Linked DNA regions of Mus musculus: all the other regions are linked to region 1. The links are chromatin loops, found by intact Hi-C in ENCODE. Cell type or tissue: left cerebral cortex. All regions are shown on one strand.

Region 1 (5,000 bases):
GAAACGCTTCAGCTGCAGAGGAAGAACAGGCTTGCTGGGCCTGCCCTGAGGATGCTCCATGGCTAGGGACCAGTATCTTCAGGAACCATGGGCTGAGGATGATGATAATGTCTTGGGATCATCCCACTCCTGTAAGCCTACTCAAAGGCTCCTCCTTTTAAAATTATTTACTTTTATTTTATGTGCACTGGTGTTTTGCCTCTATGTGTATCTGTGTAAAGGTGTCAAACCCGCTGGAGCTGGAGTTACAGACAGCAGTGAGCTGCAGGTGGGTGCTGGGAATTGAACCTGGGTCCTCTGGAAGAGCAGCCAGTGCTCTTAACCATGGTGCTTTCTCTCCCGCCCCTCAAGAGTCCTTTTGATGGCAGGAAACAGCTCTCGCCTGCCAAGTACTGCAAGATGGCTAAGCACAGTCTCACTACAAACAATTTCTGGGACACAAAGTCAACCCCCAAAGACACGGGCAGTTGTAGTCATTATTATTGTTATTTTGGAATCTTTAGGATACCTTAGGACAGCTTACAGAAATCTTACAGAAAGTCCCAACTCTTGATCCCCCTCCCCAAATAGTTATGCTGCCATTCCACTGAGGCCTCACAGGCTTTGAGAAGCCCAGAGGCTTCACACTCACCCCTCCCTAAAATAATGACCACAGTGTTGTGATGAGCCCAGGGCCCTGGGAAAGCAGAGACCCAGTCACCTCACAGCTTGGAGGTTGTTTCCTGCCTCAATTCAGAGGAACACAAGAGGGTCTGTCTCTGCTCAGAATATACAGGCTAGAACCTGGAGAAGTGGCGAGCCACAGGCCCTGCCCACTGCTAACAGAGGGGTCGTCAGGTCAGCAAGGAGATGTGCTGGGAGCACGGGACTTGTAGGAGCTCCATCCTGAAGCTTTGCCTCCTGGACACAACACCTCAGGTTTGGGCAGAGCAGGGCAGGGCAGCAAGCAGCGGTGAGCTTTGGGACTGCCACCACTGAGCTCAGACTCTTCTGTCACTCTCCAGCTTCCCAGTGTCCCTGTCTGCAGAACCGGTAGTCGGCGCCTTCTTTGCTGGAGCAGGACAGAATAGGTGATAGGCACGTGTGTGTTGACACACAGACACAGCCCTGTGGGTAGGGCTGGGGTGTCTTGTGGCATGGCGGAACCTGTTTCTGCCAATCCAAATTCTAGACCACCTTTAGGGTTCAGCACAGATGCAGCTGTCTCCCAAAAGCCCTGCCCTGCCCCCTCGCCAAACACCTACAAGCTGCGCTGCACATCTGATATTTTAATAGCAAACCAGCTTTGTCTTTGTGCTCCACCAAGAGGTCTGGCGGGAGGATGAATAAAGTTTCCCCAGAAGTGCTCAGGGGTCCACCCTGAACACTGGCTCCAAAAAAACCACCCCGAAGATCTAGAAACATCTTCCACGCTACCACTGAATACAATTCACACACAGAGGTTTATGACGGGGGTCATGCTTACCTACTTACCGGTAAGGCTGTGGATGCTGGGGGTTACATCTGCACCCCAACTTCAGGCCTGACTACAGACCTTTATTCCTTCCTCCCCTCCATCCCCAGAAGCTGGGGCTCTAGATGCAGATGACAGCCCCAGGCAGAGGCCCCTCAGCTACCCCAAAGGCTCTCTGCAGTTTCATCTACACTGCAACCACAGAAAGCCCCTGTGGCTAGGCAGCCCTGTGGGTTGTCAGTACAAGGAAGGAGGAGGGGGCATCCTGGGAGATCTCACACCATGCAGAGGGCCCTGAGGATGCCAGAATTCTATACACACCTGGTAGGTCTCTATGGGCCTCGCCTCCATGTTCAGGTCCCAGACCTTGACCGTGAGGTAATCCCTCGTGAGCATGTAGCGCCCACTGTGGCTGAACTTCACGTCGGACACCGAGGAGATGATCTCTGAAAAGAAGGAGCGGTTGCTGGGGTCCTCGGGCTCTTCAAAGACTGTGGAGAAAGAATCTGCAGCTGTCATTGGCTGTCCTGACCAGTCAGAACCAGAGCTGGCTGTATTCATCTGTACCGTTATTCATTCATTCATTCATTCATTCATTCATTCATTCATTCATTCATTCATTCATCAAACCTTTCCCTAAACACCTACCAAAACCCTGGGCTCTAAGGACCCTCTAAAGAGGAAAAGCCAGCTCATGGAAGGGCTCCCTTGTGGGAACTGTGTTAATTGATTATTTACTGAAGTGCTGTGAATGACTTCACTTAATCCCCTAATAAAACCTTCGGGGTGGTAGCCTAATTACCCCCATTGAATACACAAGAAAACTCAAGACTGAGAGTGAATCCACAAGCAGATCTCAGAGCTACGCTTGCTGCACACTCTCTGCTGCCCCCTACTGGCAGTTCAGAACACAAGCCTGAAAGCATCTTCTAGGCCAGACCCTGATGTGGTTCTGGTACTAACGGGTCCTGCGTCTTCGGGCCAGGAGCTGCTTTTGTGAATGTGCATTGGACACCTGTGGCTAATCACACCCCAGTGGCTAGAACTGCTTTGGGCTGGCATTAACTCCCTGAGCTCTGTGGGAAGTTGGGGGGAGGGGAAGTGGGGGGTGCTAGCAGTCAGTTACCACCTAAGCATCTCAGTAGAGCCAACCACAAGAAACCATTGAGTGACAGCCCCGCCCATTGCCTCATTGGAAGAAGAGGGTTGGCCACAGCTCCCAAGAGGCTCTGGACAGATCTTTCCTCTCTGGGCATATAAAGCCCCCAATAGTGGCCCAGGCCAGCAGAGATAAAAGGGCTAATAAACTGGATTCAATAATGCTCACTGAGTGTTCATTCCATGCTCAGCCTCACACAACCAATCCCCAAGAGACAAAGTGAAATGTGTCCTGAGTTGTGGCCCATGAAGAACTGACATGCTCTGGCCCCCATTTCTGAGTCTCAGAGCCCTCCATCTTCTCTGCCACACTATCCCTTATACTGAAGCCCACAAAGAGCTTATCTGGGGAAGCTCTGAGCCTCACTCCCAAGCTTACTGTCAGAGAGGCCTCTTCCCGCCACACTGGTATGAAGAACCTTGGGACAGGATGGGGATTTGTGCTGGCTGTCTAGGGGCTGTGGTAGCCAAGGTGTGGTAGCTTTAGCAGCTGGGAAGGACAGGGCAACAGCTGCTCCTAAAGCCTCCATCATAGTTAGCCCTGGCCACACCCTGAGTAGATCTCCAGCCCCCACAACTGCTCAAAGCACACATGTTGTTTTAAGTCCAAGAGAAGAGTGCTCTCTTGAGGCTCCAGGGCAACATGGTGAGGAGGCTGAGGAAGAGCAAAATGCCAAGAAAGGAGCGCTCATGGCTCCATCTTGGGAGACTCTGAGGAGTGAATGGTTTGCTAGCCTTGAACAGCTCAGCAGCTGTTAGCACGTCTTGCAGACTCTGCTATCAAAAGCAGAAATCACTGTCTATTTTGAGGAGTCGTGAATGGCTGTTTCTATGGTTACCCTGCCACAATGCCTAGCAGACAACAACCTGCATTTCTAGTGTTTGTGGGAGAGCTGAAGCCACGGCTGGGAATACAGGAGAGCCAGTACACCCGAGCCCTGTCTGGTTCAGACAGGTCTAAGGAACTACTGTACTCCTTTGACCCTCAGCCTCCTCCCCTGCTCAGTGCAGGCATGAGCGCACACAGGACTCCACTGTGCTTCTTATTCGGTGAGAAGGAAGTTGCAGTGTCATCTTATTAGGAAAGGATGCTGTGGGCGGGGCCCTGGGGGAGTCTCTGACAGCCACACCCTGGCTTTTTCAAACAGAGGAGTGGGAGGCAAAGGACTAGTGAAAGCTGCAGGCTTTTTACACAAGTGCAGCTGGAATAACGATCATGGCTGATGAGGAACATCACAGGCTCTGGCCCTGGGAACCTCATGACAGCCAAGAATGCATACTGTGGTTGAGCCACACATGGCCAATGACAGAGGCAGTGGCCTGTGTAGCAGCACATCAAAGCATAAGATGTCATAGCAGAGGGCATGGTTGGTGTCAGAGTGCTTAGCAAGCATGCTCCTGGCTAGGGTTCCATCTGGTCTGGGGTCGGGAGGCAAGCAGGTAGGGACTGGTTCTACACAGGCTATTTAGAGGCGGAGAAAAAAATTCCAGAAAAATCTAAATTATAGACTTAACTCCAATAGAAAACGTGTATGAAGCACTGTAATGGTTAATACTCTCAGCATGACACACTTGTAAGAAACTGGCTGCTTGGGTTAGCTTCTGGGAGATATCTTCATTAGGTTAGCTGAGACTGGAAGACACGCCCTAAAAGTGGGTGGCACCATTCTCTGAGCTTGAATCCTGAGCTGCAGAAAAAGGAGAAAGCAAGCTGACCAGCAGCCCTCAAGTCTCTGCTGTCTGAGTGCAGGTGTAAAACAGTCCCGTATCTCAAGTTCCTGGTGTCATGCTCCCTGCCATGATGGACGGCAACCTTGAACCATGAGCCAAAACTAACCTTCTCTCCCTTAAGTTGCTTTTATTACAGAAACATGACACATATACAATTCAGAAAAAATTGGTACCAGAGAGTGGGGGTGCTGCTGTGATAAGCCTGACCACTAGTCTTTCAGGCCTTTAGAACAGATTCAAAGGAGAAATACGGAGGAGTCTGGAGGTTTGAGGCAGAACAGCCTTGAATGCTGTAGGCAGAGCTTAAGCTATACTGGTGGGAGCTTGGAAGACAAGAATGCTGACAGAAATTTGGACAGTGGAGACCCTACTCATTGGAGACGACAAGGGCTCTATCTGGGGCGGGGTTGTGGACCATGCATGTAGATTCTTAGGAGAAAATAGCTTGTGCATTGTACGGATGCATCACCTGTCAATTTAAAAACCTATGGCCTGTAGGAAAGGGTAGAATAGAAGGTGGGACATCGGAAGGCAGAGAGGATTCTGGGATAGAGGCAGGGTGGGAGATTTGCTCAGGAAGGTGGTACCTGTGCACAGGTAGCCAGCCATGTAGCAGAATGTAGATTAGAATAAATGGATTATTTTAGTTATGATCTAC
Region 2 (5,000 bases), 55 kb before region 1:
TTTCGAGACGAGGTTTCTCTGTGTAGCCCTGGCTGTCCTGTAACTCACTTTGTAGACCAGGCTGACCTCGAACTGCCTGCCTCTGCCTCCCGAGTGCTGGGATTAAAGGCGAGTACCACCATTGCCCAGCTAGTTGATCTTCTCTTAAGCAGCCTCACAGATATGCCCAGAATTGTGTCTCTCCATTAGGTCCTGATCTCACCAGGTTGACAAGATCAACAGCCTTGTAAGTCAATTTGCTCAAAGGTCATCTGGAAAACCCTGACACTCCAATGTCACATGGATAAAGCATTGGGGCTGGGCAAGGGCTCAGAGGCTGTATGCTTGCCACAGAGGAGCAAGAATCTGAGTTGGGACCCTCAGAGCCCACAACATTGTTGGCAGGTGTAGCAGCTTGTCTGGATTTCTAGTCTTGGAGAGAGGACACGGGGAGCCCCAGAGAAAGCTGGCTAGAAAGATTACGAGAGTTTTAAGTTTGATTGAAAGTCCCTGCCTCACGAATAAGGCTTGGAAAAGCAACAGAGAATTATTCCCAGCATCGAGCTCAATCCTCAACATGTGTGCACACACAGGTGCACCCAAACACAGATGGAACCAGACAGGGGAAAGGCCATTTGGTATGTCATACATTAGTATGATTTCTCAGAGAGCTGTGCTTTCAGTTTGTGCTGACTAGATTTTTTTCATCAATGTGACTCCAGCTCGGGTCATCTGGGAGGAGGGAAACTCAATTGAGAAAACACCTCCATAACTGCATATAGGTAAGTCTCTAAGGGCATTTTCATGATTAGTGATTGATGAAGAGAGCCCAGTCAACCGTGTGTGATGTCACCCCTGGGCAAGTGGTCCCTGGGCTGTGTTCAAAAGCAAGTGGAGCAAGCCAAGGGGAACAAGCCAGTAAGCACCATTTCTTCATGGTCTCTGCTTCAGTTCCTGCCTCCAGGTTCCTGCTTGAGGTTCTGCCCTGACTTCCCTCAGTGATAGGTTGTGACCTGGAAGTGTTAAGATGAACTAAACCCTTTCCTTTCAGGGTTGCTTTTGGTCATGTTCTTTATCACAGCAACAGGAAAGAAAACTAGGACATAGTTACATGCTTATGCTGTGTGGTGGTTTAAATAAATGTCCCCCCATAGACCTGTAGAAAGTGACACTATTTTGATGAAGTAGGTATGACATTGTTGGAAGAAGTATGTCACTGGGGGTGGGCTTTGAGGTGTAAGGTGCTCAAGCCTGGCCCAGTGTCACTCTCTTCCTGCTGCTTGCCCATCCAGATGTAGAACTCTCAGTTCCTCTCCAGCACTATGTCTGCCTGCATGCTACCATGCTGCCCACCATGATGATACTGGACTAAACCTCTAAATTATAAGCCAGCCCCAGTTAGTGGTTTGTTTGTTGTTGTTTTTTTTTAATATGAGAGTTGCTGTGGTCATGGTATCTCGTCTAAGCAATAGAAACGCTAAGACAGGCTGTCAGCCATCCTCAATATTGTCCCCTCACAGTCTATAAGTAATCAAATTTAAAGGGAAGAGTGTCCTAACCAGGCAGTGGTGGCGCACGCCTTTAATCCCAGCACTTGGGAGGCAGAGGCAGGCAGATTTCTGAGTTCAAGGCCAACTTGGTCTACAAAGTAAGTGCCAGGACAGCCAGGACTACAGAGAGAAGCCCTGTCTCAAAAAAAAACCAAAACCAACCAACCAAACAAAACAAACAAACAAAAAACAACAAATAAAAAATAAAAAAGAGTATCCTATTCTGTGCCCTTGCAAGCAGCCTCTTGCCCTCTGAACAAGTGGCGTGTGCTGTTTTTTAGTGGGCCCCTCATACTCCTTAAGCTCTGTGCACTGTAACTCAGGGCTGTGGTAGCCTCAACCCAGACTTTTTTCCCTAAAGAGTCTGCTATGTGTTGGTGTGGATTGGGGAGCCCCAGCTTGGAGTTAGTCCTCCCCAGCATATGCCCTAGGGGAATCTCAGCTGTGGCCTTCCTCTGACAAGAGGCGGAAAAGTTGCTCTTGCCTGCGTCAGCAGCCTTCCTCCCAGCTCTGATGGGCTCTCTGCCCCAGCACCTACATAAGCTTGACTGGATGCTTGTTACAAACGCAGACTCTCAAGCTTGCCCAGGACTGCTGAGATGCACCTGTGTCCTACCAACACTCCCAGAGGACATGAAGCCCTAAGCAAGAGAAGAACTTAACCTGAGTCCATTGCTCAGAAAATTTAGCTTCACCTAGTGCTGTTTGCAATATGGCCACTGGGGGGCACCAGAGCTAGGTGTTAGATAAAAGGTTTCCCAGACTAGCTGGGAAAAAGAAATTTAAAACAGATACTTTTCCACCTAGACCCCAGCACAGGAGCCTCTATCCACTTCCAAAGGTTAAAATAAAATAAAATGGTGTTTCATTAGAAAAGTCCTTGTAATGAGCATGTGAGTATATCAATTAAAAGTAAGAGGCTGGTTCCCACTATGGAACCCTAGGGCACAGGCCAACATGCTAAGCACAGGGCCTCAGACCTTGAACCCCAGATATTTGTGCTATTTCTGCTGAAGCCAAGTCCTGTCTATGTCTGGGCTGAGTATCTCAGTGCATGATATATAGGCATTCGCACTGCAAGATTTCCAGGACCCCTCTAGTTTCAAAGCTGAGGCTCAGACTGGGATCATTTTTCTGGAGTCTTCCATGCTGGGCCCCAGAACTTTCCAAGGAAATGAAAGCAGGCTCCACACCCTTATGTCCACAAACAGGACATTCGTCTTGCCTGTGGTCTGCTCTAGGAGACCTGAAGCTTGCTGAAATGGGGGGTCTGTCCCACCTAGGAGAAAAGGTTTCCAAAAACCCAGAGGCAAACAGTTCTTTGGTTTTCTTGCTACGCAGACTCGGAGCCTCCGTAGGGAAGCATAGAATGAAGCAGGAAACCTTTCAAAGATGGAGGAACTGAGGCCCAGGGAAGGAAACAGCTATACCCTTAGTCTCCACGAGCCCATCACTGGTAGAGCAAGGAAAGGAACCCAATTGTCTAAAAGCTAGGAGCAGCACTGGGTGCTGGTGCTTCCCTCAGGCCCCTGGACTCCGGCTGTCGGCACTCACGAACTCTCCCAGGAGCAGCTGCCAGCGCAGTGCTCTGGGCCTTGCCAGCAGAGGAAAACCGGAAGTGCTCGGCTCCTGCTCTTGTGAAAGTCCGGCATCCTATGAGTGAGTCTGTGGCACCCAGCAGGGTTGTTAAGAGGACAGGCAGGGCCCTGTGTGGTGATCAAGGAAAACCTCAGGAGGTGACTCATGTGTCAGAAACATGAACTTTGGGGACAGCTGCATGGGCTTAGGGAACAGCATCCAGGCAGGAACAGCAGGTGCAAAGGCCACGTGACGGGCTCATTGTAAGAAATGACAATCTTCATTCATAAGGAGAGTTAGGAATGATGGAGATTTAGAGTGGTGAAAGCGAAGCCATTTATTTGATGGTTTTGCAAAACCAGGTGTATGAGAAATGAGTGTGGGGAAAGGCGCTGGCCACCAAGCCTGTTTGTGGGAGTCCATGAAAGCTCTCCTGGCAGCAGAGAAGCGAACCGCGAGAAGCAAGAGGAAACTGGTTCAGGACGACTTAGCTGATTCAAACTTCTGAAGTTATATTTTTGACATATTTAAGCACAGACATGTAGGGATAAACTCTTACACACTGTGTAAGAGCATCACCTGTCAATAAAACGCTGAACAGCCTTGAGCAAAGAAGGAGAGAATAGAAGGTGAGACATCCGGCAGAGAGAGTGGAATGCTGGGAAAGTCAGGCACATGAGATTTGCCACCGAGATGCGAAGGAAATCGGACGTATTGTAAGACCCCAACTCAATATGTTTCCCAGACCCCTAGACGCAAAGCCAGCATGAAGCTCTTTGTTCTCTTACCTGGCAGCCTGAGAAGCCGATGACCACTGGGTGACCCACTCAGGTGCCTGACTCATTGTGTAAGGGACCAGGAATGTTTGCCAAAGATAGCCTGTAACCCCTCCGCCAGAGATGAGCTATAAGTCATCACCCCCATTCTTATGGTACTTACTCAGCTTCCCCTTTCTTTGTGGTTTCTTCCCTTAAATACCCTTCTCCCAGCTACATGGGTCACCACGGTCCTCTATCCCTGTGGGATGCACAGGGTGCATGACTGTGGGCCCAAGAGCTCTTGAAATAAAAATCCACTTGCGGTTTGCATCAAGACCGTTTCTCGTGAGTGATTTGGGGTGTTGCCTCTCCTGAGTCAGAACGTGGGGGATTCCTCACGTTGTGGGTCTTTCAGTATGAAACTGAGGAGAGATAACCAGCCACGTGGCAGGCACAGAATACTATAAATGGGTTAATTAAGTTCCAAGCTAGTTGCAGAACAAGCCTAGTTTAAGATCTAGGCATTAATTGATAAATAAATAAGCCTTTGTGTCATTCATTATTCAGGAATGGGGGCGGACACAGAAAAGAACAAATGGCTACAATTCGACCACAGAAAAAGATTTCCTTGTCACAATCACAAGAAAGCTTAGGGAGTAACTACATTGAAACTCCTTTGCCAAGCATGTATCCTTTACAAAGTACCTGTGACCCCTTTCACAAGCGTGGGTTCTACGGTCTGAGAAACAGTCTGAGGAGGAAGGGTTTGGGATAAGCACAATAGAGAAGCTCTTCTGCAAAGTGCATGGGAGAATGGGCTATTCAGGTGAGACCTGGATCTACAGATAGTAAAAGATCACCAGGTCAGTAAACAACGTCCCTCCCAGTCTTCTGGACAGAAAACAGATGTGCACATCCCTTCCACTAAAGAAAAAAATGCTCGAATGTTTAACCATTCTGGTTTCTCTATTGTTATCTGTAAACATGGGAGCCTGTGTCCTTCTACACACACACACACACACTTTTAAAATTTAAAATCTAATAGTCTAGAGACTACATCAGAAAACCCTTAGACCTGATAAACATACTCAGTAAAGTGGATGCTAAGATCAACATTAAAAAAAAACTAACAATC
Region 3 (5,000 bases), 160 kb before region 1:
TAGCCACGTCTGTGAAGAACTCTCGTGGTGACTAATGTGGGAGGGGCCCAGCCTACTCTGGGCACTGCCACCCTTGAGCAGGTCCTGTGTTGTAGAAGGCTAGCTGAGCATAAGCCAGAGAGAAGGCCAGTAGCTAAAAGCCCCCTCTGGTCTCTGCTTCAGTTTCTGCTCAGATTCCTGCCTCCAGTTTCTGTGCTGACCACCCTCGATGACGGACTGTAACCCGTAAACTGAATCAAGGTCCTTCCTCCCATAGTCATGGCGTTTACTACAGCAATAGAAAGCAAACTAGAACATGCAGCAAGGCTAAGGTTCTAAGACAAAGAGGGGAGGAAGGAGGCACAATCATTTCTTGATTACCAACTATGGTCAGCCACAGAACCAGGTCTCCAGTATGATCTCCTGGTCTGAATGTGATTTCGTTTTGAGAACCAGGAAGCAGGTTCTAGGAGCTTATGCCCTTGTCTCAGGCCTCAGAGTTTGTGCTGGGGCTGACTGCTCAACATTCCAGGCCTCAGTCTCTCAGCTACACCCAAGATCCCCATCACCCATGTGCTCAGAGCTCTGCTAGAGTTCAATTCACATGGCTATGGAATAGCAGCTACTGACAGCCTGCAGTCCGGTTCATTGTCCCATATTGAGGCCTCCTTGCTGCCAGACCCCTGCAGAGAAAGGTCCCTAGACTCCAGGACAGGGCCCAAGAAATCAACTAGGGTTTCCCCTGTACCTCTCACTAGGAACTGATGTTAGCCTGGCCTAAACTAGCAGGAGGCACAGAGAGTCAGCATAGTCTTGCCCCAGAGGGAATCCCATGGTGGGAGAAGGCGCTCCTGGGAAGCCCAGAGTGACACTAAGTCCTTAGGACTGTGGAGACCACTTAAATATGAGGACCACCACTGGGGACACTGCCCTGTCTCCATTACCTGTGCATCAGGGTGTATGATGGTCAATCTTACTGTCCACCTGAATGGACTGATATAAACACCCAGGAAAAAAAGAGTCATGTGTACCTCCAGAGACTATCAGACTACAGCCATCAGATGGCTTCAGGTTTTGAGTAGTGGTGGAGAGGTGGTAGAAACTTGGAGGTGGGGCCTGGCTGGAGGAAGCGGGTCACTGAGGGAGTGTCTCTGGGACTGTATCTGCCCTGATCCCTTCCTGTATGCCTTTCCTCTGCTTCCTGTGCAGCACATGAGCAGCTCGTGCCACGTGCTCCTGCTCCCATGATGTGTTGGCTCAGGAGGGACCCAGAATCAACGAACTCAGCATGATTGACAGTGCCGTCAGAGGCTGTAAGCCTACCCAAGCCCTTCCTCCCTAAAGTTGTTTCTGGCAGACACCTGGTCTCCATGGTAACGAGAGTTAACTAATACAAGAGTCCTCAGAGTCTAGAGGCTTCCCTAGGGTCTAGGTGTCAGGAGTCAAGAGCAGGGATGGATCTGGGAGGCTTCTGAAAAGTTTTGTAAGTGTCAATGAATTCATTCAAATGGTCTGTGAAGCTGGAGACCTGACATGGTCCTAGGATATACACCATACAGAGTAAAAGGGGGGAGGGGCACTTATAGGGAAAGACAAAGAAACCATCAGTACTTCAGCCGTGGGAGGAGACCAGGATGCACCAGGCCTGAAGGGCACCAATGGGGCACGGAAGAGTACAATCATGCTCAAGCCCAAAGCTGCAAAGCCGCCTGTCCACCCGGTCTGCACAGGGCTGGGCTAAAAAGCAGGATCCTGGGATGAAAGCCAGCCTACACGAATCTGGAGAAAAAGAGATGCTGGTGGCCCAGGAAACAGTAAGAGGGAAGCCACTTCCCATGGGCTGGGGATGCAGATCAACTGCTGAAGGGCTAACCTAGCAGGCACAAAGGCCTTGGATCAGCCTCCAACACTACATAAAACAGGGCTTGGTGGAGCACGCCAGGAACCCCACCACTCAGGAAGTGGGGCCGGAGGAGCCTCAACTACACATGGAGGTCAAGGCCAACTTGGGCTATAAGCAATCCTACCTTTAAGAAAACAGAATCCGTACAGCTTTCCCACACCCGACCTTCTAGGGTTGGCACTAACGTACGCACACACCCCTGCGTCTCTGAGGTAGGCAATGTCCTGCAAACGTACTTCTCGGGAGAGGCTGTGCACCTAGTCAGTCAGCCCCCTGCTCGGTGCCAGGCACTCTTTGGAGACAGATGCACCCCCCCCCACGCACCCCCCTCCCCCACTGCTGGCGTGCTGTGCTGTTAATGTCTCTCCCAATCAGCAGATTCAGAGATCAGGACCAGTGGAAGACAGGCCGAGTGCCCCTATCTGGGACGATTGGAAGCACAAGTACTTACAACTGCTGAGTTTTTCTGAGTGGCAGGATTCTTTTTAAATAGACTTTATCAGTTAAGTATCACTAATCCAGAATCCAAAACCTGAATTTTTTTTTATTTGATACTGAGAACATTTTAAGTTTCAAAACTAGGGTTTGGGACTAAGGCTTCACAGGCCACGTAGGCTTGAAGTAATCTTACCTCACAACAGGTTTCTTGGTAACCTTTAATTATGGATTGTTTCATGCCACACATGTGCAGTGTGAACCAACCATCTACCTACCCTCAGTAGTTTAACTCCTGTCTCACAAGCACTGTTTGCAGATGTCACAACCTTCTTCTGGCAGCAGGGGGCGCTTTCTCCCCATCAGGCCCATGTTGCAACCACGGAGATGGTACCAGCCAGAACCAGCCAGACTTTCTGCTCAAAGTGACTTTACTTCAGTGACATTTACCACCAGAGCAAAATGCCACTCCCCCCTCCCCAGAAGGGGAAAGGGCAGGCAAATAATTGTACAGTCACTAAACACAGTTACTGGAATCAGCTGAAGGCTATCGTGTGGGGGTACTGCAGCGATCCTCCTAACCACAGGAGGGAGTGAGCAAGCCTGCAGCGCTGAACAAGTGTATGGCCCACACATTCAGCAGATTACGTGGCAGTAAACATTCTAAGTGCCAGGTGAATGTAGGACAGACTCTGGCCCACCCTGGGGACAAGCCATGGGGACATCACTTGCTATTCCCCAGCTTTTTTAAGGTGGGTGTCAATAGGTCTGTGAATGCAAACAGCTATGCTGGACCTCCTACTTGTCCGGGTTTTTTTCCTGTTTGGTTGGTTAGTTTTGAGGTTGTTTGTTGTTTTGTTTTGTTTTGTTTTGGAGAAGGTCTTACTAGGAAGCCCTGACTGAGGTGGCTTGAAACTTGTTATACGTGGAGACCAACTTGGTCTCAAACTACCTCCCTCTGCCACCAGAGTGCTGGGATTAAAGGCGTGCAGCATCATACACAGCCTTCTGAGCATCTAAGATCAGCACACAAAGACCTGCCCCTGACTCAGCTCAGCCTGCTGGAGACAGTGAGTCCGAGGCTCGACCCCATCTGCCCACTGGCTCATCCTCATCTCTACATCTCTGTCTCCCGTAACTGGAAGAGCCAGGGTGGCTCTGAGGATGAATTGAGATAGTGGGGTGACCACTAATTAATCCAAGCAACCATGAGCTCAGACTCACAGACTGAACTCAGACTGGCTACCCGGGGAGGGGGCGGGGCGGGGCAGAGATGGCTCAGAGACACATTTTACACGCTCTGCATTCTGACATTTACATCCACATTAAAAATCCTTGGGTTTTATATAAAGGTATTATGACTAAATTGTGTCCCCTCAAAAGATATGCTGAAGTCCTTCCTGACTGTGCTGCTGCAGAATGTATGTATGTATGTATGTATGTATGTATGTATTTATTTATTTGGTCAATGCAAAGATAACTATGCAAGAGGTCCTGAAGAAGCGCCTCATACTGAGGCACTATAGGCTCTGAACCCAGTACATCCGGTGTCCCTAAAGATGACAGTGTGACCCAGCAGTGGACTGGAGTAGTGCAAGGAACGGCCACTATCACTGGAACACCCCAGAGCTGGAGGAAATGGAAAAGGGGGCCCTCCGGACGAGACGCCTGAGGGAAGAGACCTGGCCTCACCAGCACCTTGAGGCCAGGCTTCTGGTCTCACAAATTATAAGACACTAACTTCCTGTCATTCCAAGGGACCCATTTTTGTTCAGCCAGTCCTAGGGAAATAACATGTAAGGATCTGCCCCTCTCTCATCTCTTGGCTTATTGACGCAGAGCCTCATATAGCCCAGGCCAGCCTCAAACTCACCAATTAGCCAGAGGGCTAGTTTTGAACTCTCATCTTCCCATTTCCTCTTGTCCAGTGCTGGGGACACAGGCGTTCTCCACCACTCTGAGGTGAAGGCTTATGCTTCCCTTTAAACAGTGGAATGCTTGACGCCATCAGCCTACCTTGTGCCAACTGGGCCAGATTAGGTGTTCTGGGCCAGATAAGGGTTGTCCCCACCACCCCCTGCTGCCACTCTGACTCCACCAGGGAGTACGTCTTTGGCCATCTGCTGTCATACCTTCGCAGTTTTTCTTACCCAGAAGCACTTCTCTAACCATCTCTGTCAGAAGACGAAGCTGCCAGGTGCCAGTTCAGGAAGGAGCAGAGATCCATCTCAGACAGGTGGCCAGGGGGGCTGACATTCAAACCACAGCTTCTTCTAAGCCTCCCCGGGGACCTCTAAGTCTCCCCACCCAGCTCTGCTCTCTCCTGATGGCACACCCAGACAGCCTCTGGGAGACAGCAGTCACATGTTACAAAAAGGACTCCATTCCACACCTCTCAACAAAGCGCCTGAGATCCCGTAACACACAGTTAGGAGGCATAAAATGAGGCTGAGTGTCCTTCAAATCCCTCAGAAGGCCTGAGTATCTATGTTTTTTTTTTTTTTTTTAAATTTTGGATGCACATAACCCAAGGTCCAAACACAGAATTTCATTAGTAAGTGTTCCATGAATAAATTACCATATCTGGGTCACATTACTGTGCCACAATGTATGTAGCCTTGAGACAGCCAACACACAGCTGTGTCACACAGTCTCTGGGCCTGTGGCTGGCCCTGTGACCCTC
Region 4 (5,000 bases), 100 kb after region 1:
CTTTTTGAATCCTGCTCTGACTTCCTTTAATGGTGGACTATGATATGGAGCTGTGAGCACACGAAGCCCTTTCTCCCCTCAAGTTGGGCATGGTTGTGGTGTCTCATCACAGCTGTAGAAACTCCAGCTAAGACGAGGTGTGTTTCAGCCTCTGAAAAGGTGTGCTGGAAGCAAGCCTCTGCGCCCGCCCACCAATGACAAATAGCCTAAGGGCCTGCACAGCACACATTCTCAGGACACCCCAGGGTGAAAGTTTCAGAATCCCAGACACAGGATAAATTGCTCTAATTTAGGAAATCATCTCTAATTCTGCGGGGCCCTGGGGGAGCTGGGTTTAATGGTGACAAAAGCTGATGCTGGCAAAATGGCCACATTAACCACAGTCAACCACAGGCACGCACGCACATCCCTGCGTGTTGGGGGCAGACGTCAATAGAGAAGACGGCAGTGCTCTTCCCTGCTGCTCCCAGATGAGCAGGACTTGTCTATGCAACTCTGGAGGAGGAATAGTCGTTGCGAAGGAGGCTTTTTAAAGCTGGGATAGTGAGCTATAAATTATTCAGCGGTCCAGATGCTATTTTCTGACAAACGCTCAGACTCTGCGCCTCTTTTTGCACAGGGCCCAGAATGCTGGGCTTGGGCCTCTGTGCCTTGTCTGCCCAGGGGCTGCCATAAAATGTAATTGGCTGGTCCTGGGAACAGAGAAAGTAATTACCATGGGGCCTGGGAGCTTCTCTGAAAGTGACACAGTGGATGGGCAAGAGGTACACAAGCACATGAGCCCCATCTGTATCAGGAACACCAGCGTGGCCAAGTCTCATCTCTTCCTCTACCAAGGCTTACAAAGACCCCACCCCTGCCAAGAGTGATCCAGCCCTGTCCTCGGGTTTGGCTTAGGAATCAAGAGCTCCTACCCCTGAGCACTTAGGGCACATGTGTGCTCCTGCCATTAACCCTGTGACACTCGGTCATGTGTCCCTTCCCAGATATTGCTGGCACTGGCCTACATACTACAGATCCACAGTGGAGACGAAATGCTGTGATCATCCCCGGGAGGAAAGCTGGCCTACTCTAGAGTGGGAGAGTCAAGGCCCTGGTGGTATGGGACACTGAAGAGTCATGCGCTGGTCAGTGCTTTGGCCTCTTGATGCACCTGAGCCTTGGGAGATGTTGGGCTCTAGAGTGGAAGACACGCGGGATCCAGACCTCATCAAGCCATGACTGGTGGCTGTAAAGATGAGTGTTTGAGGCTCCAGAACTCAGCACAGGGACTGGCACAAAGTGGACCAGCAATCTCCTGATGAACAGAGAAATTCAGAATCAAGAATGCTAAGAGGGTGGGCCTAGGAAACGGGCACAGTGAATTTATTCAAGGGCTGCTACTGAAGACACAGATGCTCAAGGGTAAACCAAGCAGTGTCCTCCCTGGGGAGTCGAGGCACCTCATGGCTGGGGACTGTCTCATTGTTTTATATTGTACAGCTATGGCTGAGAAGAGACTCCATGACCAAGGCACCTTATAAATGAAAGTATTTCGTGGCTTGCCTACAGTGTCAGAGGGTGAGTCCATGACCGTCACGGCAGTAGGCAGGCACAGCACTGGAGCAGCAACTGAGAGCGAGCTTACACCTGATCCAAGCAGGAGGCACAGACAGACAGACAGACAGAGACTCAGTCTGGTGTGGGCTTTTGAAACCTCACCCAAAATGACATACTTCCTCCAACAAGGCCACGCCTCCTAATCCTTCCAAAACATTTCTGCCAACTGAAATATATATGCTCCTTTGAAGGCCATTCTCATTCAAACCACCATACTAGCTATGAAGAATAACGGGTGGCTAGGAGTCTGTGGTTTTACCTGTGAAGAGCCATTGTTAAGACTTAGAAAAGGTTATGTGGGCTCTAAACTGAGGCACAGAAGAACCTGTCCTACTTTCGTCTCTGTCCCTATGATAAAAACACCATGCCCATCACCACCACCCTCCAAAAATAAAGTTAGGGAAGGAAGGGTTTATTTAGCTCACAGTTTCAAGTTGCAGTTCCTTGTTGGGCAGGAACTTGTCAAGGCAGGAACGTCAGCTAGGCACCTCACACCCACAGTCCAGAGCAGAGAGAAATGAATACTCTCTTGCTTGTTTTTGAACAGCTAGTTTCCTCCTCTCTTACATAGTCTAGATCACCAAGTTAAGGGAATGGTGCCACCCCCAGTGGGCTGGGTCTTCCCATAACTGTTAACAATCAAGACAATCCATCACAGACATGCCCACCAGCCAACCAGATCTAGACAATTCATTGAGAGTCTCTTTCCTGGTGATTCTAGGCTATGGCAACTTGAACAATTAAAAACCAGCTATCACAGGCCTGAAGCCTGGAAGGGGGGAAGGGGAGGGAGTGAACAGAGGGCCATCTCTTGAGAGATGAGTCTGTATCTGCAAGTAGGCTGGCTACTGGCCTCAACAGAGAAGCTGAGTAGAGCAGCTAGATCCAGGCGGCTAGACCCAGATAGGCACTTTCTTTGTTGTGTTTTATAAAAGAGAAGGAATATGTTTGATGGATGTGCAGTCAGGTGTGGGGTGAGGGGGTGCCTCTGTGGGCCCACGCTGAGGTATACCTTCCCCCTGAGGGACCAGCCACAGTATGATATAGTATAGAATAGAGTTTATTCAGGGCATGGGGAGGGGAGTTGAGAGGGTAGTAAAGACAGAGAAAGGCAGAGAGAAAGAGAGAGTAGAAGAGTAGAGGCTGGCCATGAGCACGTGAAGAGGGGGGGAATAGGGAGAGAGGGAAAGGGACTAGAGGATGGAGTGAGAGCAAGAGAGAGAGAGCAGGGGACAAGCAGCTCCTTTTATACTGAGTCAGGCATACCTGGCTGTTGCCTGTGGGGCAGAGCTTAGACAGAACGCTAACACCCTTCCTGAAGGCTGAAAAGGATATGTCTTTCATGCATGAACATAAAGAGAGGTCAGACCTGAGGGTGGACCAGACAGAACCCACTTCTCAGGGAATCCTGCCATACCAGGGTTCCCAGCTGCATTCTGTCTGTGATGCAGCTTCAGACAAGAGGAATACAGAGTACCCCTTGGGAGCCCTGGAGTGGATGTTAGGGCAGGTAGGAAGGCCAGGAGGGCATTCCAACCCCTTTCTTCCTACTTTGACTTGGGGTCATGTCCCATATAGGAAGCCCCCTCCCTGAAGGTACCACCCACTAGCCTCTGGAATGAATTGCCTTGGTTAAAAAAAAAACAACTAAGGAAAATATTTCACAAATCCCTGGTGACAGTAAATTAAATCAACACTGGTTCTGAGACATGCTAAAAATATTCAAATACAGATGGGGTGTGGAAAACAGGCCTCTCAGACCAGGCAGCTTAGAAATATAAAAGCAGCCACATGAACAAGCCCTGGGTTTACTTTATGTAAGGAAAACCCTCCTTTTCCTGCTTTTCACATTTCTTTTCTGTCTTTTCAGGAAATGCAAAGCCTGTTATAACGGAATTATTCTTGTCCTATCTATCTAAGTAGCAGGTGGAAAATATCCTGCAATTAATCTTCTCGATTCTCTGAACCTATGATGGTAAGAGGTTTAATTTCATCTGCTGAATGAACCAAGTGGAAGGTTTGGTATTTTATCTAATTAAAGCAGTATTTATTGCAGGCTGGAGAGAGAACTCAGCAGTTAAGAGCACTTGCTGTTTTTTTGCCAAAGACTGGAGTTCAGTTCCCAGCACCCACAGCAGGCAACTCACAACCACTTGCATGGAATACCAGTTCCAAGCACAGTGGCGCTTTCTTCTGGCCTATTCAGGAACTAACTGCATGTTGGGGTCCAGGAACCACCTCATAAACCTAAACCCTCACCAATCTCAGTCAGACAAGGCCAGTTTGTTGGGCATACGCCCCAAGACTGACCTACCAGAGCCACAGTCCAGATTCAAGAACTGAACCGTGACCCCGAGTTAAGATCATACAGAGCTTTTCAAGCCTAAGATCTATAAACATCTGTGCCAAGTTTTTCCACCAATCAGGATTTAGGAGTAGGGGGATTTCCTTAGGAACGTGTCTTTGTTGTACACTTATCCTGCTCCCAATGGTTGGGGTATTCAACTGTGGCAGGGGACACGCCTTGTCTAATATCCATGTTTTAACTTGACAACCAGGATGTCAGTTACTCACATACATGCCTCTTTCTGCCAAGTAGGATGTCAGTTCCCAAGGAGGTCTTGGGAACTTAAACTTTACTCAACCATTACTCAAAATGGAAGTCTTATTTTAAATAGTTTCTTATATCTCGTATGTTTATAAGCTCCCAGGGGCAACTTATAAAAGCAAATATGCTAAAAGCTTATACACAGATGCAGGAAGTGCTGCTGGGTGGTTGGTTCAGGTTCAAGCTTACTGTGGGATTGCTATCTTGATCAGTTTCCAAGGGCACAAAGCATAACAGAATATGTAATCAACTTGGCATTAGGAAGTTTCCTAGTAACTGCAGAAACATGTGAGAAAGTGTCCTTATAATGGCAGGCTAGCCAGGTAACATTTTACCTAGGCCTTAATATTCTATCAAGGCCTTAACACTGCATACCTGTGGTATATACTCATATGACACACAGACACATAAATAAGAGATTAAAATCAATCTTTACTAAAGAAAAACAGACACATTTACCAGCCATCATGGTGGGCCAGGCCTACAATCTCAACTGTTTCAAGAGGCAGGAGGATCGAAAGTTCAAGGCTTGACTAGACAACTTAGTGAGACCTTGTCTCAAAAAGTAGCATAAAGGCTGGAAATACCTGACCACGTCTACAAAGATCTTAAGCCTAAAGTATGACTCACTTGTGGGTGTTAGGAGTGAGGCGGTGCAGCACCATTTGGGGGTGACACTGTTTAACCACAGCAGGGTGACATGCAGGTTGCATTGCTCAGGGACACCTCTAGAAGGAAGTGACAAAGTGTTATGGGTAGCATTCAGTCAGGCTGGAGGGGGCCTGCACTGTTG
Region 5 (5,000 bases), 79 kb after region 1:
TGATTGGTACACAAAAGCTCTGAGGCCCGCTGGATCGTTCCCAGTGTGCAGATGAGGAAACTGAGGCTTTCCCCAGGAAAGCCAGAGCAACACTAGCCCTGCACACGACTCCCTGCCAAGAAGCCCATCTGCGGACCAGCCACGCAGGCTGCTTTCTCGGTTAGGCAGGCTGTGAGCAGATAATCATCTTCACGAAGCGCGACCCTCCTCCGCATCACCTAGCGGGCGACAAAGGGCTGAGTTCTGCGCCAGGAGCCTCCCAAAGCCCCGTTAGGGCAGCGCCGCCACCCAGTCCGGGCCTGGCAGCCCTGCCCCCTCTCCCCGCACACCCCGCGGCAACGCGTGACTCAGCGGTTCTCCTCGGCGCGCGGAGCCCAGCTCTCAGCATCAGCATCCGCACGCCCGGGTCGCACACCTAGCCTCTGCCTCCGGGGTCCGCGCGCCCGCCGGGAGTCGCCGCGCCCGCCTCATTTCCGGCGGAGCTCGGCACTGGGGAGGCCATGCCCACGCAGGATCCTTGGAGCAGGCACCCACGCGCGCCAGCCCCCGGGACTCAGCGCCAGGGCCCCTCCCACCGGGTCAGCCACCTGCTTAAACCATGGACACCCTCCCAACTAGGCCCACAGCCCCGGGAAAGAGGCGCCTACGCTGCCCGGGAAGCTCACCAGCACCCGTGTGCAGGCGGGCTACTGTGGCTAGGTCTGGTACTCCCTCACTGCAGCCTATTCACTTCTGCGGCCCCTGGCTGAGCTCTGGAGCTGTCCCCACCGTTCCTGTGGCCAGTCAGGGCCTGGGGACTCCGGAAGTTACCGTCACATTAGCAAAGGACACTGATCCTCTGAATCCCACCAGCCTTTGGTGGGGGCTGACGCACAGGGCCAACTTAGGGGGTTTTAAACGCAGAACCTGTTTGAGGTAGGATGCCCCACTTTTCCGGAAAACCATGAAGGTCTGGCCCAGCTCCTGTCTGAGTAGCACTACCTAGGAATAAAACAGTAGCTCCTACGAGCCTCCTTCCCCCTCCCACGCAGGGGAACTGCCTCAGGAGGCCAGGGAGGTGCCAGGGCAGCTGAACCCTAGAGGATCTGGCAATGGAATTTTTCCCTCCTGGGTCCCTCTCCAGGGAGTGGGCAATCTAGAAATTTCTGCGAGCTTTGGCCCCGCTGAAAGGGCAAATGAAGGATTTTTAAGCCTTTCCAGGTCCTGGAGATTTCCACGCCAGATCTGCTGCAGCCTTGGGCTTTGTAAATGATAGTCAGGGCCCGATCCAATGCCACCCGGCGGGGGAAGGACAGATGCGGTCCCGAGGGCAGCACGGAGGAGGGCGCTGGGCAGCGGCCGAAGCCCCCGGGTTCCCTCCCTCCCGGCCCGGGGTCGGGGTGGGGGTGGGGGGGGACACGACACACAGCGCGCGGTCCAAACCTTCGGAGGGCATTCGGTGCGACGGCATCCCCACGCCGCGGCCGGCCGGAGGGGGTCTCAGACAACACGTACGTTACCTTCTGTCACATAGCTGTGGTCCCGCAGGAAGCTGTGGTTAATTTTCCGCGTGTCCGTGTCCTCGCCCATTGAAGGCCGCGCCCGGTGCCCTGGGCATGCCCCGCCGCCGCACACCGATGCAATCCACAGAGGTCGCGCCGGGCGCGCGGGCCATGCCGCCGCAGCCTAGCAGGGTCTCGGGCCGCCGGGGCCCGGGAGGGCGGGCATCGCGGTCGGGTGGTCGGGGATGGGCGGGCGGGCGCCGCGCTCAGGCGAGCGTAAGGCGGGCAGGCGGCGGCCGCAGCGTGGGGCGGGCCGGGGCTCGGGCGCGCATCCCGGCCGCTCCGTTCGCGCTGCGTCCGGGCGCCTGGCGGTGGCGGCGGCGAGGGGACGCGCGCGGCGCTGAGCCGGGCTGCGCCGTGGCGGGGCCGTGTCGCAGGCCCCTCCCTCCGCTGCACGCCTCTCCGCCCCCGGCCGTGCAGCCACCGCGCAGGTGGAGCTGATGAGCCGAGCCCCGCCACAGCGGTCACCTCCGGAACCAGGGACACCTATCTAGAGTTGAGGCCACCTTGGTGGCCAGGTGTTGCAATAAGGGACAAGGCGGTTGGAGGAGAGACTTAGGGGTGTCGGGAGCGCGAGGATATCGCGGCCCTTTATTAAGGAAAAGACGGGGTTTTTCTGACAATTGCGGGGGCAGAGGGAGGGCGCCCCACCCAGAACGCCTTTGGGGACAGAAGGTCAGCACCCCATAAGGCAGAGCTGGATAATTCGTCTGGGGGTGAGTTACCCTCTGTCCTGTCCACGTTTCTATTCAGGCACCTGTATGGGAGCACAGAGGCTGTTTGGCTGTGTTTGCTCCTTAGAGCCTCTCTGCCAAGGAAGGGCTTCCTCCCTGCCTCTCATCTTCCTCCCTTCTAGTTCTCCTTTCTTCCTCTCCCTTTTCCTCTTCCTTCCCTCCCTCACCTTTCAGTACTTCCTTGCTCCCCCTCCCTTTTCTTCCTTTTCAGTACATATCTCCTTGCTTCCTTCTTCTGTTCCTCCCCCTTTTCCTCCCTTCCTCCCATACTCATCCAGGTACTTCCAGCATCCCACATGAGCCAGGCAGAGGGAGGCGGGGCAGCTGCAGCGGGAGCGGGGTGTGCTCACCTCTTTAACCAAGCAGCCACCCCCTTCTACTGACTCCTACCTTGAGGAGTTTGGAGCATGGGCCTTGGGAGTGTTGATCCTCCACCTTCCTGGGTTCTCAGAACGTTCTGCAGCGACAGGAGTGCAGCTTCAGCCTCCTTTGGGAGAGGCTAGGCAATGAGGTAAGCAGGGAGAGTAGCCCAGAATTCAAGGCGTTAGGCACAGCTTGGGGAGAGGGGGTACCGAGGCTGCTCCCACTTCAGAGCTAGCCTTGGGGGCCCCAGGCACCTCCCCAGTACAGTCCAGAGGATGTTGGAAGGGAGAGGGTGGGTTAAAGGGACTCTGGTTTCCTGCTGGAGAATGAGGGCTTCCAGAGCTAGGGCTGATTCCACAGAAAGGCCTACTGAGGACTGCAAGGAGTAGCAAGTAACCCCAGAGTCCTGCAGGGAGTCTGGGGAGGGAGCAGAGGAAGGCTAAACCCCCTGAGATCTGGAGCTTGCCCCAGCCTGGACTTCTCTATCACGGAGCAGGCCACCATTACCTACTTCCCTACCTGGGTTTAGATTCAGGGACAAAACACCCAAACAAGCTCACTCCCCAAGGGAAGGTGAATGGCAACTACATGGTCTCCCCCTGCCCTGGCACGTTCTCCCTTCCTAACACCTGCTCTGCTTACCCACCTCACATCCTTACCCAGCATGCCCCTCTGCAGCCTCTCCTCCTCTTACTATCTGATGAGCAGCACCCTCCCTGTGTCCCATCCCTGGTCTTGAAGGGATACCCACATCCATGCTCTTGTCTGTCTGGCTACCTTTACTTGCCTGAATGCCCTGGACCACACAGAAGACAGCCTGCCGTGACCGAATGCCGCAGTCGTGGCTCTGAGCTGTGCTGAGGATCCCAGATCCCATGGATTGCAAGCTGTCATCAGCCCTTCTGCACCTGCAATATCCTATTTTCCTCAGGGCTCACCAGCACTGGCTCAGTGCTGGGAGAATTTTTGCCCTGGGGGGATTAGGCAACATTCCCATCCTACCCCACAAGGACCCAATGACAAAAAGCTGGAGTCCACCAACGTTCACCCGAGAACCATTGCATGTATTAGGCTTGCTCGTCGAGCAACGAGTGAGGGGTATGGATGACCTTAAAGCAACCACACTGGAAGGTCTGCACCCAGCAGAGATGGTGGAGACCCATTCCTTAGTCCTACCTTACCTATATACTCTAGCCTTTCCCTGAGAAGCCCCCTTCCCTTTAAGCCATACAAAACTGGAGTAGAATTGAATATAGCCAATTGGGAGTGGCAGTTGGATACACGGGGGAGGGTCCTAGAACTCTCCCACCCTTCATTCCAGGAGGAAAGTCATCAGTCAAGCAGCCCTGGAGGGATGATGCTTTGAGAGCGAGCAGGCCAAGCTGGCCTCCTGATGGTGGGCGAGCTTAGCTTGAAGGATGGTCCACTACAACACTCCCTGACTCTCAGTCTGACCGAACACCTGTAGCCCTCAGCACGGAACCCATTGCCTCTCTTTTACTCCTGTGCATGTCCATCGCTGCCCCTGGAAGAAGCATGAGCCCCGCATACTCTCTCCACAGACTTCTGCCTTCCTGCATTTCACCATGAATGCCACTGTGCCCCTACTGGGCAAACATGTCCCCATAGCAGGGCAGACCTTGCTTCAATGGGTCATGATGATGAAGAGACAGCTGACACTAAGCTAGAGATGTGCCTGCCAAGGTCCATCTGAGCCTCCATCTCCACATTTAAGAGTAACCTCCATTCCACATCCCCTTGAGCTCCAGCCTCCACATGGCCCATGCTAGGAGAATCCACACGGATGCCCTCTCTTCCTCCCTCCTCGGTCACTGCCACAACTCTCCAGTGGCTCCTCCTAAGAAACTGTCCAGTGTGTGTGTGTGTGTGTCACTGATCAATGAGTGTTTCCTGTGTTCCTTCTGACATCCAGAGGGCCAGGCTGTGTCCCTAATCCTGAGGCCTGGTTCCCAGAGGCAGGCCTCCAGGAGGGGTTAGGATCTGTGATGTGGATAGTAGCTTTACAAGAAAAGACAGAAGAGTTTGCTTAGCTCCTCTCACCTATGGCCTTTTAGGTCTCAGGGCACTAGGTGAGAGACATAGGCTACCTCCAAACCAAGAAGAAAGCGCTCTTCACAGAATTTCCATCTTGGACTTGATCTTGGACTATGCCCTCCAGCTGTGAGAAATATACATTTCTGTTGCTTGAGGGACCCAATCTATGGCATTTTGTCATAGTGATCCAAGGTGACCAATGTGCACAAAGGTTATATGTCCCCAGTGGGCAATCATAAATCAATTAGACTTGATATGTCCTCTCTTCTGTAACTGGCCCCTCTGACAGGAGGGGAGATAGAGCTAG

The links. Hi-C counts contacts between places; a loop is a spot of excess contacts. Peaks named below come from ENCODE experiments on the same cell type or tissue, not always from the same donor. Only the 100,000 strongest peaks of a DNase experiment are listed, where the experiment ranks them.
Region 2: it touches region 1 in a loop (5-fold over the local background); 26 of 42 quality-filtered maps call a loop at or near these places.
Region 3: a loop joins it to region 1, with 4 times the contacts of the local background. A loop is called at or near these places in 29 of 42 quality-filtered maps.
Region 4: a loop joins it to region 1, with 3 times the contacts of the local background. A loop is called at or near these places in 9 of 42 quality-filtered maps.
Region 5: a loop joins it to region 1, with 6 times the contacts of the local background. A loop is called at or near these places in 2 of 42 quality-filtered maps.

What each region holds. Positions count from the first base shown.
Region 1 is chr5:36,944,012-36,949,011 of GRCm38, reverse strand. Ppp2r2c (protein phosphatase 2, regulatory subunit B, gamma) reads right to left here. Exons shown (of 9, transcript NM_172994.3): 7 at 1,775-1,944. It overlaps Gm52813 (a long non-coding RNA gene), which reads right to left. Exons shown (of 2, transcript XR_003955899.1): 2 at 4,136-5,000. Among named protein-coding and RNA genes, the nearest start is that of Gm52813, 6.2 kb to the right of the region's middle. In left cerebral cortex, CTCF peaks have their summits at 2,343 (motif pointing left) and 4,532; DNase peaks (open chromatin) are centred at 2,352, 2,576, 3,407 and 4,306; H3K27ac peaks cover 2,662 bases.
Region 2 is chr5:36,999,416-37,004,415 of GRCm38, reverse strand. No RefSeq gene overlaps it. Among named protein-coding and RNA genes, the nearest start is that of Wfs1, 13 kb to the right of the region's middle. In left cerebral cortex, a CTCF peak has its summit at 2,249 (motif pointing right); a DNase peak (open chromatin) is centred at 2,241.
Region 3 is chr5:37,107,355-37,112,354 of GRCm38, reverse strand. All of the region lies in intron 7 of Jakmip1 (janus kinase and microtubule interacting protein 1), which reads right to left. Among named protein-coding and RNA genes, the nearest start is that of Jakmip1, 25 kb to the right of the region's middle. In left cerebral cortex, a CTCF peak has its summit at 2,680 (motif pointing right); DNase peaks (open chromatin) are centred at 2,675, 3,351 and 4,641; H3K27ac peaks cover 737 bases.
Region 4 is chr5:36,840,226-36,845,225 of GRCm38, reverse strand. No RefSeq gene overlaps it. Among named protein-coding and RNA genes, the nearest start is that of Man2b2, 12 kb to the right of the region's middle. In left cerebral cortex, no CTCF peak of the experiment used is centred here; DNase peaks (open chromatin) are centred at 514, 2,076 and 3,338; H3K27ac peaks cover 3,061 bases.
Region 5 is chr5:36,865,390-36,870,389 of GRCm38, reverse strand. It overlaps Ppp2r2c (protein phosphatase 2, regulatory subunit B, gamma), which reads right to left and starts at 1,880. Exons shown (of 9, transcript NM_172994.3): 1 at 1,500-1,880. The coding sequence starts at 1,569. Gm52812 (a long non-coding RNA gene) reads left to right here and starts at 2,537. Exons shown (of 2, transcript XR_003955898.1): 1 at 2,537-2,786; 2 at 3,960-5,000. In left cerebral cortex, no CTCF peak of the experiment used is centred here; DNase peaks (open chromatin) are centred at 957, 1,525, 1,922, 2,642 and 2 more places; H3K4me3 peaks cover 3,088 bases; H3K27ac peaks cover 2,823 bases.